2 separate regions of the Homo sapiens genome follow, and region 2 is linked to region 1. The links are chromatin loops, found by intact Hi-C in ENCODE. Cell type or tissue: Caco-2. All regions are shown on one strand. Each heading gives the region's core, and the rest is flanking DNA. Links, peaks and the distances in the headings are about the cores only. Region 1 has its middle 13 kb from the start of FEM1A. Region 2 has its middle 8.3 kb from the start of SEMA6B.

Evidence for each region. Hi-C counts contacts between places; a loop is a spot of excess contacts. Peaks named below come from ENCODE experiments on the same cell type or tissue, not always from the same donor. Only the 100,000 strongest peaks of a DNase experiment are listed, where the experiment ranks them.
Region 2: a loop joins it to region 1, with 10 times the contacts of the local background. A loop is called at or near these places in 14 of 110 quality-filtered maps.

What each region holds. Positions count from the first base shown.
Region 1 is chr19:4,801,603-4,806,973 of GRCh38, reverse strand. No RefSeq gene overlaps it. Among named protein-coding and RNA genes, the nearest start is that of FEM1A, 13 kb to the right of the region's middle. RefSeq lists a silencer at 2,479-2,640. In Caco-2, for the core only: a CTCF peak has its summit at 2,877 (motif pointing right); a DNase peak (open chromatin) is centred at 2,903.
Region 2 is chr19:4,565,346-4,570,716 of GRCh38, reverse strand. No RefSeq gene overlaps it. Among named protein-coding and RNA genes, the nearest start is that of SEMA6B, 8.3 kb to the right of the region's middle. RefSeq lists a silencer at 2,846-3,140 and enhancers at 2,846-3,140, 2,660-3,160. In Caco-2, for the core only: a CTCF peak has its summit at 2,980 (motif pointing left); a DNase peak (open chromatin) is centred at 2,996.

The DNA.
Region 1 (5,371 bases), core at 120-5,119:
TAAATAAATAAATAAATAAATAATAAAATAAAATTGGCCGGGCACTGTGGCTCACTCCTGTAATCCCAGCTACTAAGGAGGCTGAGGCAGAAGAATCGCTTGAACCTGGGAGGCAGAGGTTGGAGTGAGCCGAGATCTCACCATTACACTGCAGCCTGGGCGACAGAGCGAGATTCTGTCTCAAAAAAATACAATAAAATATAAAATAAAAAGAATAAAAAGAAACTGCTCTGCTCAAGGTCCTTGGTGATCTTGTGTTGTTAAATCCAGGGTCAGTTTTACATCTGCCTTGACCTCTGGCCTTTGTCACTCTGCTCCAGCCATGTGAGCCTTCCCGTTGTTCCTATAACATGTTGGGTGCGGTCCTGCCTCAGGGCCTTTGCACAGGCTGTGACTTCAGCCTGGAATGCCCTTCCCCCAGGTACCTACATGGCTCCCTCATCACTTGCTTCAGATCTTTGCTCAAACATCACCGTCTGGCTGAGCTGGTGGTGGGCACCTGTTGTCCCAGCTGCTCCAGAGGCTGAGGTGGGAGGGTCGTTTGAGCCCAGGAGTTCGAGGCTGCAGTGAGCTATGATCAATCACGCCACTGCACTCCAGCCTGGGCGACAGAGCGGGATGCTGTCTCTTGATTCCCTGTGGTATCAAAGGCCTCACCCTCTCCATGCGTGCTCCTCATTTAAAATTCATTCAAGGCTGGACATGGTGGCTCACGTCTGTCATCCCAGCACTTTGGGAAACCGAGGCAGGGGGATGCCTTGAGGTCAGGAGTTCAAGACCAACCTGGCCAACATGGTGAAACTCCATCTCTAACAAAAATACAAAAAATTAGCTGGGCCTGGTGGTACCTGTAAAAAAAAAAAATTAAAAAATTAAATAAAATTGGCCGGGCACTGTGGCTCACGCCTGTAATCCCAGCTACTCAGGAGGCTGAGGCAGGAGGATTGCTTGAACCTGGGAGGCAGAGGTTGCAGTGAGCCGAGATCATACCACCGCATTCCAGCCTGGGTGACAGAGCAAGACCCTGTCTCAAAAAAATAAAAATTAATATAATATAATATAATATAATATAATATAATATAATATAATTCATTCAAAACAGAACCCACCAGATCCCCTGAATAGGCTTCATCTTTCCACAGCACTTTGGAGTTTGAGACAAATACAATCAACTTATTCATGGCCCACATGTCTATGGTCTGCCTGTCCGTGGGCTTTATTGTGGGATCCCAAGGTATGGTCTATAGCAGATGCTCAATAAATGTTTGAATTTGAATTGATCCCCAAGTCTTTTTTTTTTTTTTTTTTTTTTGAGATGGAGTTTCACTCTTGTTGCCCAGGCTGGAGTGTAGTGGTGCTATCTCGGCTCACTGCAACCTCTGCCTCCCGGGTTCAAGTGATTCTCCTGCCTCAGCCTCCCAAGTAGCTGGGATTACAGGCACACGCCACCATGCCCAGCTAATTTTGTATTTTTAGTAGAGACAGTGTTTCACTGTGTTGGTCAGGCTGGTCTCGAGCTCCTGACCTCAAATGATCTACCCGCCTCGGCCTCCCAAAGTGCTGGGATGACAGGTGTGAGCCACCACACCCGGTGGATGCCCAAGTCTTTTTAAAAATTAATTAATTAATTAATTAATTTATTTATTTATTTATTTTTGAAACAAGGTCCCACTCTGTCACCCAGGCTGGAATGCAGTGGTCTGATCACAGCTCACTGCAGCCTCAACACTTCCAGGCCAAGCAATCCTCCCACCTCAGCCTCCTGCGTAGCTGGGACCACAGGTGCACACCATCACACCCAGGTAATTTTTGTAAAGATGGGGTTTTGCTGTGTTGCCCAGGCTGGTTTCAAACTCCTGGGTTCAAGTAATCTGTCCAGCTCAGCCTCAGGCTCGCAAAGTGCTGGGATTACAAACATGCACCACCATGCCCAGCTGCTTTTTTTTTTTTTTTGAGACAGGGTCTCACTGTTGCTCAGGCTGAAGTGCAGTGGTGCGATCACAGCTCACTGCGGCCTGGACCTCCCAGGCTCAAGCAATCCTCCCATCTCAGCCTCCTGAGTAACTGGGATTACAGGCATGTGCCACCACACGCAGCTAATTTTTTTGTATTTTCAGTAGAGACGGTATTTCACCATGTTGGCTAGGCTGGTCTCGAACTCCTGACCTCAAATGATTCACCTGCCTCATCTTCCCAAAGTGCTGGGAATACAGGCGTGAGCCACTGTGCCCGGCCCTACATTTTTTGTAGAGATGGAGTTTCACCATGTTGCCCAGGCTGGTCTCGAACTCCTGGGCTCAAGCAATCCTCCCGCCTTGGCCTTCCAGTGTTGGGACTGCAGGCATGAGCCTCTGCGCCTGGCCTCAAGTCAGTTTTTCCGTTTCTCGATTCCACGTTCGCTTCCTGCTAGCCGGTGTATTTTGTTCATTCCCCCCATTATCCGTTCATTCCCTCGTTGAGCAGTGTGTATTGAGCATCTACTGTATGCCTGGGATGGCTTCAGATCGAGTGAACGCTGTTTTCTGGGACGGATCCCGTTGCTGCCCTCATAGGGCTCACAGCTCCAAGGGGAGGCAGACACAGGAATGGGTGGTCTCGTGTGGGCTTGCCCTGGGTGTGATGGGGATGCAGAAGTAATAGGGGGTGGGGACCCGGGGACAGGGACCTGAACCCACCAGTAGTGCTCAGAGCTCTCTGCAGCCCCCAGGAAGGAAAGGGCACTCCAGGTGGAGGGCATGGCACAGGTAACAACCCTGAGGGGTAGGAGGGAGCGTGGACCCTCCGAGGGACCGAGGGGAGCCAGTGTGGCCCACCGTGGTGCAGGCCTTGTGTCCCCCAAGCCTGGAGGCAGGGGGCGCATGAACTATCTGTGGGGACCCAGAAGGTGCCGCAATGAGCCAACAGTGTCACCAGAGGGCACCATCGGACAGCGGTTCCAGCCTCTCCCGACCCCGGCTGAGGAGGGGACGGTCCCTCTTTCCCGGGCCTGCTCCAAAGAGAGAGCCCAAAGGGGGCTCCCTGAAAAGTGCCCAGTCCCCAGCCATGCCAACAGCCCCCTCGTCCCTCTGTAAATTGCAATAATAGGCCTGGTGCGGTGGCTCACGCCTGTAATCCCAGCAGTTTGGGAGGTCGAGGTGGGTGGATCACCTGAGGTCAGGAGTTCAAGACCAGCCTGGCCAACATGGTGAAACCCCATCTCAACTAAAAATACAAAAATTAGCCAGGCGTGGTGGCAGGCACCTGTAGTCCCAGCTATTCGGGAGGCTGAGGCAGGAGAATCACTTGAACCCGGGAGGTGGAGATTGCAGTGAGCCGAGATGTCACCACTGCACTCCAGCCTGGGTGACAGAGCAAGACTCCACCTCAAAAATAAATAAATAGGCCGGACATGGTGGCTCACGCCTGTAATTCCAGCACTTTGGGAGGCCGAGGCGGGCGGATCATGAGGTCAGGAGATCCAGACCACCCTGACTAACACGGTGAAAACCCGTCTCTACTAAAAACACAAAAAATCAGCCAGGTGTGGTGGCGGGTGCCTGTAGTCCCAGTTACTCGGGAGGCTGAGGCAGGAGAATGACTTGAACCCAGGAGGCAGAGGTTGCAGTGAGCTGAGATCGCGCCACTGCACTCCAGCCTGGGCAACAGAGCGAGACTCCGTCTCAAAAAATAAAAATAAAAATAAAAATAAATAAATAGATAAATAATACATTGCAACAATAATGACAGCCAAATACCTATCCCCATCGGCAGGTCACCAGGGCTTTCTTTGCCCCATTGTGCAGATGGAGAAACTGAGGCACAGAGAGGTAGTGTCGCTTTGCAAAGTCACACAATGAGACTGCAAGGCCGGGACTAGGATGAGCCAGAAAGGCCCCTCAGAGACAAATTAAAGCCAGAGTTAATCGTCAGGGGTGCGCAGGTGTGGGATCTTTGGAAATCACTGTCTAATGTTGTTTCCAGCCCAATTGGAGCCCAGAGGGGGCAGATGCCAGCCTGAGGCCACACAGCAGGCTCTTCTCCAGTCCCCTCCCCCAAGAGTGTCTCGCTGCAGCCCTGGGGTTTGCCTGGGCTCACAAATGCCATCCCCAAGTGCCCCTGGGCGGGGATCTTTTATTTTTAACCTGTTCACTGGCTGTGGCCTTATTATAGCCCTGGGAGGCTGCCACGGTTTCCAGTTTCCAAGGGAAGCTGCAAAACTTTTTATCTTCCCAGGAAAAGGAGTGTCTGGGCGCAGTGGCTCTTTCCTGTAATCCCCATATTTCGGGAGGCTGAGGTGGATCGCTTAAGCCCAGGAGTTTGGGACCAGCCTGGCCAACACAGTGAGACCCCTGTCTCTATTTTTATTTTTTATTATTTATTTATTTATTTTGAGACAAAGTGTTACTCTGTCGCCCAGGCTGGAGTGCAATGGCACGATCTTGGCTCACTGCAACCACTGCTTCCTGGGTTCAAGCGATTCTCGTGCCTCAGCCTCCCGAGTAGCTGGGATGACAGGCATGCACCACCACACCCAGCTAATTTTGTATTTTTAGTAGAGACGGGGTTTCGCCCATGTTGGCCAGGCTGGTCTTGAACTCCTGACCTGAAGTGATTCTCCCGCCTCGGCCTCCCAAAGTGCTGGGATTACAGGCGTGAGCCACCACACCTGGCCAAAATCAATGTATTTTCTTTTCTTTTTTCTTTTAAGAGATGGGGTCTTGCTATGTTGGCTAGTCTTGAACTCTGGGCCTTCAGTGATGATCTCATCTCACCTTCCTAAGTGGCTGGGATTATAGGCACATGCCATTGTGGCTGGCTCTTTAATATATTTTCTATTGCTTGAGCCAGTTAATATTTTTCTTTAAATAGGCTTTGAAAATCAACCTTTATTTTTTGGGAATTAGATCTTGGTGATGGTTGTACAGCCTTGTAAATGTACTAAAAGCCCCTGAATTATCCATGTTAAAATGGTGAATTTTATGTTTTGCAAATTATATCTACATTAAAAAATGTAAAAGCCATTAAAAATGTAAATGCTGACCAGGCGCAGTGGCTCACGCCTGTAATCCCAGCACTTTGGGAGGCTGAGGCGGGCGGATCATGAGGTCAGGAGCTCGAGACCATCCTGGCTAACATGATGAAACCCCGTCTCTACTAAAAATACAAAAATTAGCCGGGCGTGGTGGCGGGCGCCTGTAGTCCCAGCTACTCGGGAGGCTGAGGCAGGAGAATGGCGTGAACCTGGGAGGCGGAGCTTGCAGTGAGCGGAGATCGCACCACTGCACTCCAGCCTGGGCGACAGTGAGACTCCGTCTCAAAAAAAAAAAAAAATGTAAATGCCATTCAACTCGTATTTATTTATTTGTTTGTTTGTTTGTTTAGAGACGGTCTC
Region 2 (5,371 bases), core at 89-5,088, 240 kb after region 1:
GCTTTGTAGCTGTCTCGGTCACAGCTGTGTCCCCATGCCTGAACACATGTGTCTGGTATACAGCTGGTGCCAAATAATTATTAATCCAATGAGTAAGTAAGTGACTTCCAATTTGGGGTACAGGGCGCCAGAGCTGGATGCAGTTGCTTCCAAGTTGGCGGTTGAGCGAAGATGAGGGCAGGGTAGTTGTGGCTGGGGGAACCCAGGGAAACTGAGGCCCAGCCAGGGCAGTCAGAGAAGGCTTCCTGGAGTCGGGGACACGCATGCATGGCCTTGACTGGTAAGCAGGAGTCAGCTGTAGGGCTTGGAGGACAGAGCGTGAGGTTACTATGTCTGGCTGGTTGGGAGGGCAGCTGGACCTTGAGGAGGCTAAAAAGGTTCCCCAGCAGAGGGGACAGCCTGAGCCAAGGTCTGCAGGGAGGGGCTGGAAATGCCTGATAGTAGGTGAGGGCAAGAAGAAGCTTCAAGTTATTCCCAGGGTGGGAGGTGTCCTTGAACACTGAGGTATAAAAAAAATTGGTTCTAGGCCGGGCGCGGTGGCTCAGGCCTGTAATCCCAGCACTTTGGGAGGCCGAGGCAGGCGGATCACGAGGTCAGGAGATCGAGACCATGGTGAAACCCCGTCTCTACTAAAAATACAAAAAATTAGCTGGGCGCGATGGCGGGCGCCTGTAGTCCCAGCTACTCGGGAGGCTGAGGCAGGAGATTGGCGTGAACCCAGAAGGCGGAGCTTGCAGTGAGCCAAGATCGTGCCACTGCACTCCAGCCTGGGCGACAGAGTGAGACTCCATCTCAAAACAAACAAACAAACAAAATTGGTTCTTCTTCTGTGGGGCACTGGGGAGCCATGGTAGGCCTTTGAGCAGGGGAGTGGCAGGGTCAGAGCTGAGCTTGGGATATGCAGTAAAGGGATGGCTTGTTGGTGGTGCCGGGGTCAGAGAGGAGAGTGGGCATTGCCCTTGAAGGACAGCTCAATACCCAGGCTAGGAATTACCCCTGGGACAGAGCCAGGGACCAAGCCAGCTTCTGGAAGTAAGAAGGATTCAAGGTAGATTGAAAGTAAAACTTCCCTGCTCAGGCAAAAAAGAAAAAAAAAAAAAAAGGGCCAGGCACGGTGGCTCACGCCTGTCATCCCAACACTTTGGGAGGCTGAGGCAGGCGGATCACCTGAGGTCAGAAGTTCAAGACCAGACTGGCCAAACATGGTGAAACTTTCTCTCTATTAAAAAGACGAAAAAATTTAGCCAGTCATGGTGGCGGGTGCCTGTAGTCCCAGCTACTTGGGAGGCTGAGGCAGGAGAATCGCTTGAACCCGGGAGGTGGAGGTTGCAGTGAGTCAAGATCGCACCACTGCACTCCAGCCTGGACAAAAAGAGTGAGACTCCATCTCAAAAAAAAAAAAGAATTTTAGCTACAGACCAGCTATCAGGAAACAAAAAAATGTAGAAAAAAACATATTTCACCTGCCGCACATTGGTTCAGATTACATTCTTTCTTCCTCATGGAGGTGCTTTAGGGTTGAATTTTAAATCACCCACAGTGTACAGAGATGGGGAAACTGAAGCCTGGAGAAGGGAAGTGACTGTCTGCGGTCAAACAGCTGAGGCAGAGCCGGGGTTTGAACCTGGGCTGTGCAGTTCTGGAGCCAAAGCTCTTCTTCTGGGACTTCTTCAGCTGCCGATGTTTTCTGTCCGGGCCTCAGTTTCCCCAACCAGCCAGTGAGATTGGGCTGAGCAGGGCGGGGCAGGATGGCTTGTCGATGGTGCCCCTGGTTCACTGGGGTTTTTTTTTTTTTTTTTTTGACAGAGTCTCACTCTGTTGCCCAGGCAATGGCGCAATCTCTGCTCACTGCAACCTCCGCCTCCTGGGTTCAAGTGATTCTCCTGCCTCAGTCTCCCGAGTAGCCTGGGATTACAGGCATGCACCACCACGCCTGGCTAATATTTTTATTTTTAGTAGAGAAGGGGTTTCATCATGTTGGCCAGGTTGGTCTTGAACTCCCGACCCCAGGTGATCCACCCACCTCAGCCTTCCAAAGTGCTGGGATTACAGGCGTGAGTCACCATGCCCGGCCCCAACAAGCAATTATTTTAATTTTATTTTATTTGAGACAGGGCCTTGCCGTGTCACTCAGAGTGCAGTGGGGCAATCGCAGCTCACTGCGGCCTCCACCTCCTGGGCTCAAGCGATCCTCCCACCTCAGCCTCCCAAGTAGCTGGGACCACAGGCACACATCACCACGCCCAGCTAATTTTTGCATTTTTTGTAGAGATGGGGTATTTCTATGTTGTCCAGGCTGGTCTCAAACACCTGAGCTCAAGTGATCCTCCCACCTTGGCCTCCCAAAGTGCTGGGATTACAGGCGTGAGCCACCGTGCCCGGCCCCAGGTGATTATTTTATTTGGGGAATCCACGCATGAAGCTGCACCTCTCAGAGTTTGTGATGCACGTGGATCCCTGCAGGATCTTGATCAGGTGCAGGCCTGGGTGAGCGGGCCTGGTCCTGGGATTCTGCATTTCTGACAGTGGTGCCCACACAGCTGTTCCCAGACCCACACTCCCAGCAGCACACGGGCCTGCGTGTGATGGGGGAGGAGAGGAGGGCATAAAGTGGGGAGGGCAGAGGCGTCTGGGTTCCAGGAAGGTCCAAGGGGAGCCTCTCTTAGATGACCTGAAGTGAGGAAGTGAGTTGCGTGTGTATCTGGGGGAACTCCCAAAGCAGAGGGCACAGCCTGGGGTAAGGCCCTAGGGCAGGACCATGCCTGGCCTGTTGGAGGAACAGCAAGGAGGCCCTTGTGGCTGGAGCCAAGTGATGAGTGGGAGAGAGGGAGGAGGAGAGGGTAGACAGGGCATGGGGCAGGTTGTACAGGGCCTTGTGGGCTGCAGGGAAGACCCCGGCTTTGACCCCGAGGCAGGTGGGAGCCATGGAGGGGTAAGGGCAGAGGAGAGACGGGACCTGACTCATGTGCTCAGAGGCGTCCTCTGGTGGCTGTTTCGGGAAGGACAGCCTGGGGATCAGGGCGGAGGGGACTGGGCTGGGCTGAGCTGGGCCAGGCAGGCGGGGATGTGAGTGGCCACGGCATGGACGGGAAGCGGTGAGAGTTCTGCGTAAACTCGAAGGCAGAGGCCGCAGGAGTGGCTAATGCTGGCTGTGAGGCTGGTGGAATGGGGTGTGGCGGGGAAGTCAGGATGAGCTCCAGTTGTGTCCTAAGCCATCAGCTGAGACGGAGGACGCAGAAGTGGGGCCGGGTCGGGGGACATCGACCATCCGTTGACCCCGATTGGATCGGTAGCCTCAGTGCCACTCCAGCGAGAACCCCATTAGGGTTTTTGTTTTATCTGTTGTTTGTCTTGGAACTCACAACCGGATCCTAAAACTTACACCGAAGCCTCAGGGGCCAAGAACAGCCCAGACGCGCTGGCCTGGAGGAGAGAAGGTTGGGGGAGAGTTCCCCCAGGAAATTCAGGCCCATGACGGGGTGACAGTAGCTAGGGCGGCGCGGTTCTGGGGTCGTGCCCCGTATGGCTGAGGGTGAGACTTCATGAGCCCCGTGCCTGGAGCGGCTGAGGGGAAGTTGAACCCCGAATCCGGAGCTGGGGGAGGCCTGGCTACAGTCAGGACGGTGGGTGTCATCGGATATAGACGGGGTTTCGGGACCCAGGAGCGTACAAGGCCGCCCAAGAGGGGCGTGAGTCGAGGGAAAAGAGAGACGGAGAGCTGGCGGTTGAGGGGGGTGCAAGGCGGGACAGAAAGCTGGGAGTGAGGCTGGCGAGTGTGGGGCATGGGGGTCGCCAGAGGACAGAGCTCCCAGGAAGAAGAGCTAAACTAGGGGGTCCCCGAGGACGTTTCCATTCCTGAGCTTCAGTTTCCACATCTGCACAGTGGGCTCATGTTTGCAGAGCTGGAGTGACAGCTGGGGGCCTCCTGGAGGGAGCTGTTGCTTTGTGGCCCCTCTCCCCCAACAAGGCGCCCCCACAGAGTACATGCAAGTCCCCAGGGTTGCAGGCAGGAGCCCCCCAACCCCTGGGGCACGCAGACATGTGGGTGCACGGGTGCCCCGGAGAACCCCGCACGCCACGGGGCGCACCCGCCAGCCCCGTGGCTCCCTGTGACCAGGTGTCCGGCAGCCGCAGCGTGGCAGGTGTTGGGGCCGCTTCTGAGCAGGCAGGCGCCGAGCGGCTGCTGGCAGAGGCTCCTCGAGTTTCACGGAGAGAAGCAGATGGTCTTGGGGATAGGGGGAGGCGCACAGGCGTCGGGTAACCCCAGATCGAGGGGGTAAACTGAAGCTAAGTAGATGGGGTTCGTTGTGAAGTGGCCTGGACTCCCCGCAGTAAACATTTGGGGTTCAGTTGTGTGTTATTATCAAAATAAGTAAAATGGAGCAGGATCTGTGGGCTCCGCTGATCCCTGACTTCGGGCAAATGACTTTACCTTTCTGTGCCTCAGTTTCTCTGTCTGTATAAGGGGCCTATTAAGAGAACTCACCAGGCCAGGTGCGGTGGCTCACGCCTGTAATCCCAGCACTTGGGGAGGCTGAGGAGGGTGGGTCACTTGAGGCCAGGAGTTCGAAACCAGCCTAGGCAACATGGTGAAACCCCATCTCTACTAAAAATACAAAAATTAGCTGGGTGTGGTGGTACATGCCTGTAATCCCAGCTACTCGGGAGGCTGAGGCAGGAGAATTGCTTGAACCCGGGAAGCTGAGGTTGCAGTGAGCCGAGATCACGCCATTGCACTCCAGCCTGGGCGAAGAGCAGGACTCTTGTCTCCAAAAAAAAAAAAAAAAAAAAAAAGAGCACTCACCCCTTGGGGGTGTTGTGAAGATTAAATGAGTTAATTTAAGTACTTATGACAATGCCTGGCACCTAGCAAGTGCTTTGTGTTTGCTAGGTGTTTTGTTGTTGTTGTTTTTTTGAGACAGAGTCTCGCTGTGTCACCCAGGATGGGGTGCAGTGGCGCGATCTCGGCTCACTGCAAGCTCTGCCTCTCGGGTTAATGCCATTCTCCTGCCTCAGCCTCCCGAGTAGCTAGGACTATAGGCACCTGCCACCACGCCCAGCTAATTTTTTTGTGTGTTTTTAGTAGAGACGGGGTTTCACCGTGTTAGCCAGGATGGTCTCTATCTCCTGACCTCGTGATCCGCCTGCCTTGGCCTCCCAAAGTGCTGGGATTACAGGCGTGAGCCACGGCGCCTGGCCTGTTGTTATTTTATTTTTTTGAGACAGGGTCTCACGTGGTTGCCCAGACTGGAGTACAGTGGACCAATCATAACTCATTGCATTCCTGAACTCTTGGGCTCAAGCCATCATCCTGCTTCAGCCTCACAAGTAACTGAGACTAGAGGCATGTGCCACCACGCCTGGTTAATTT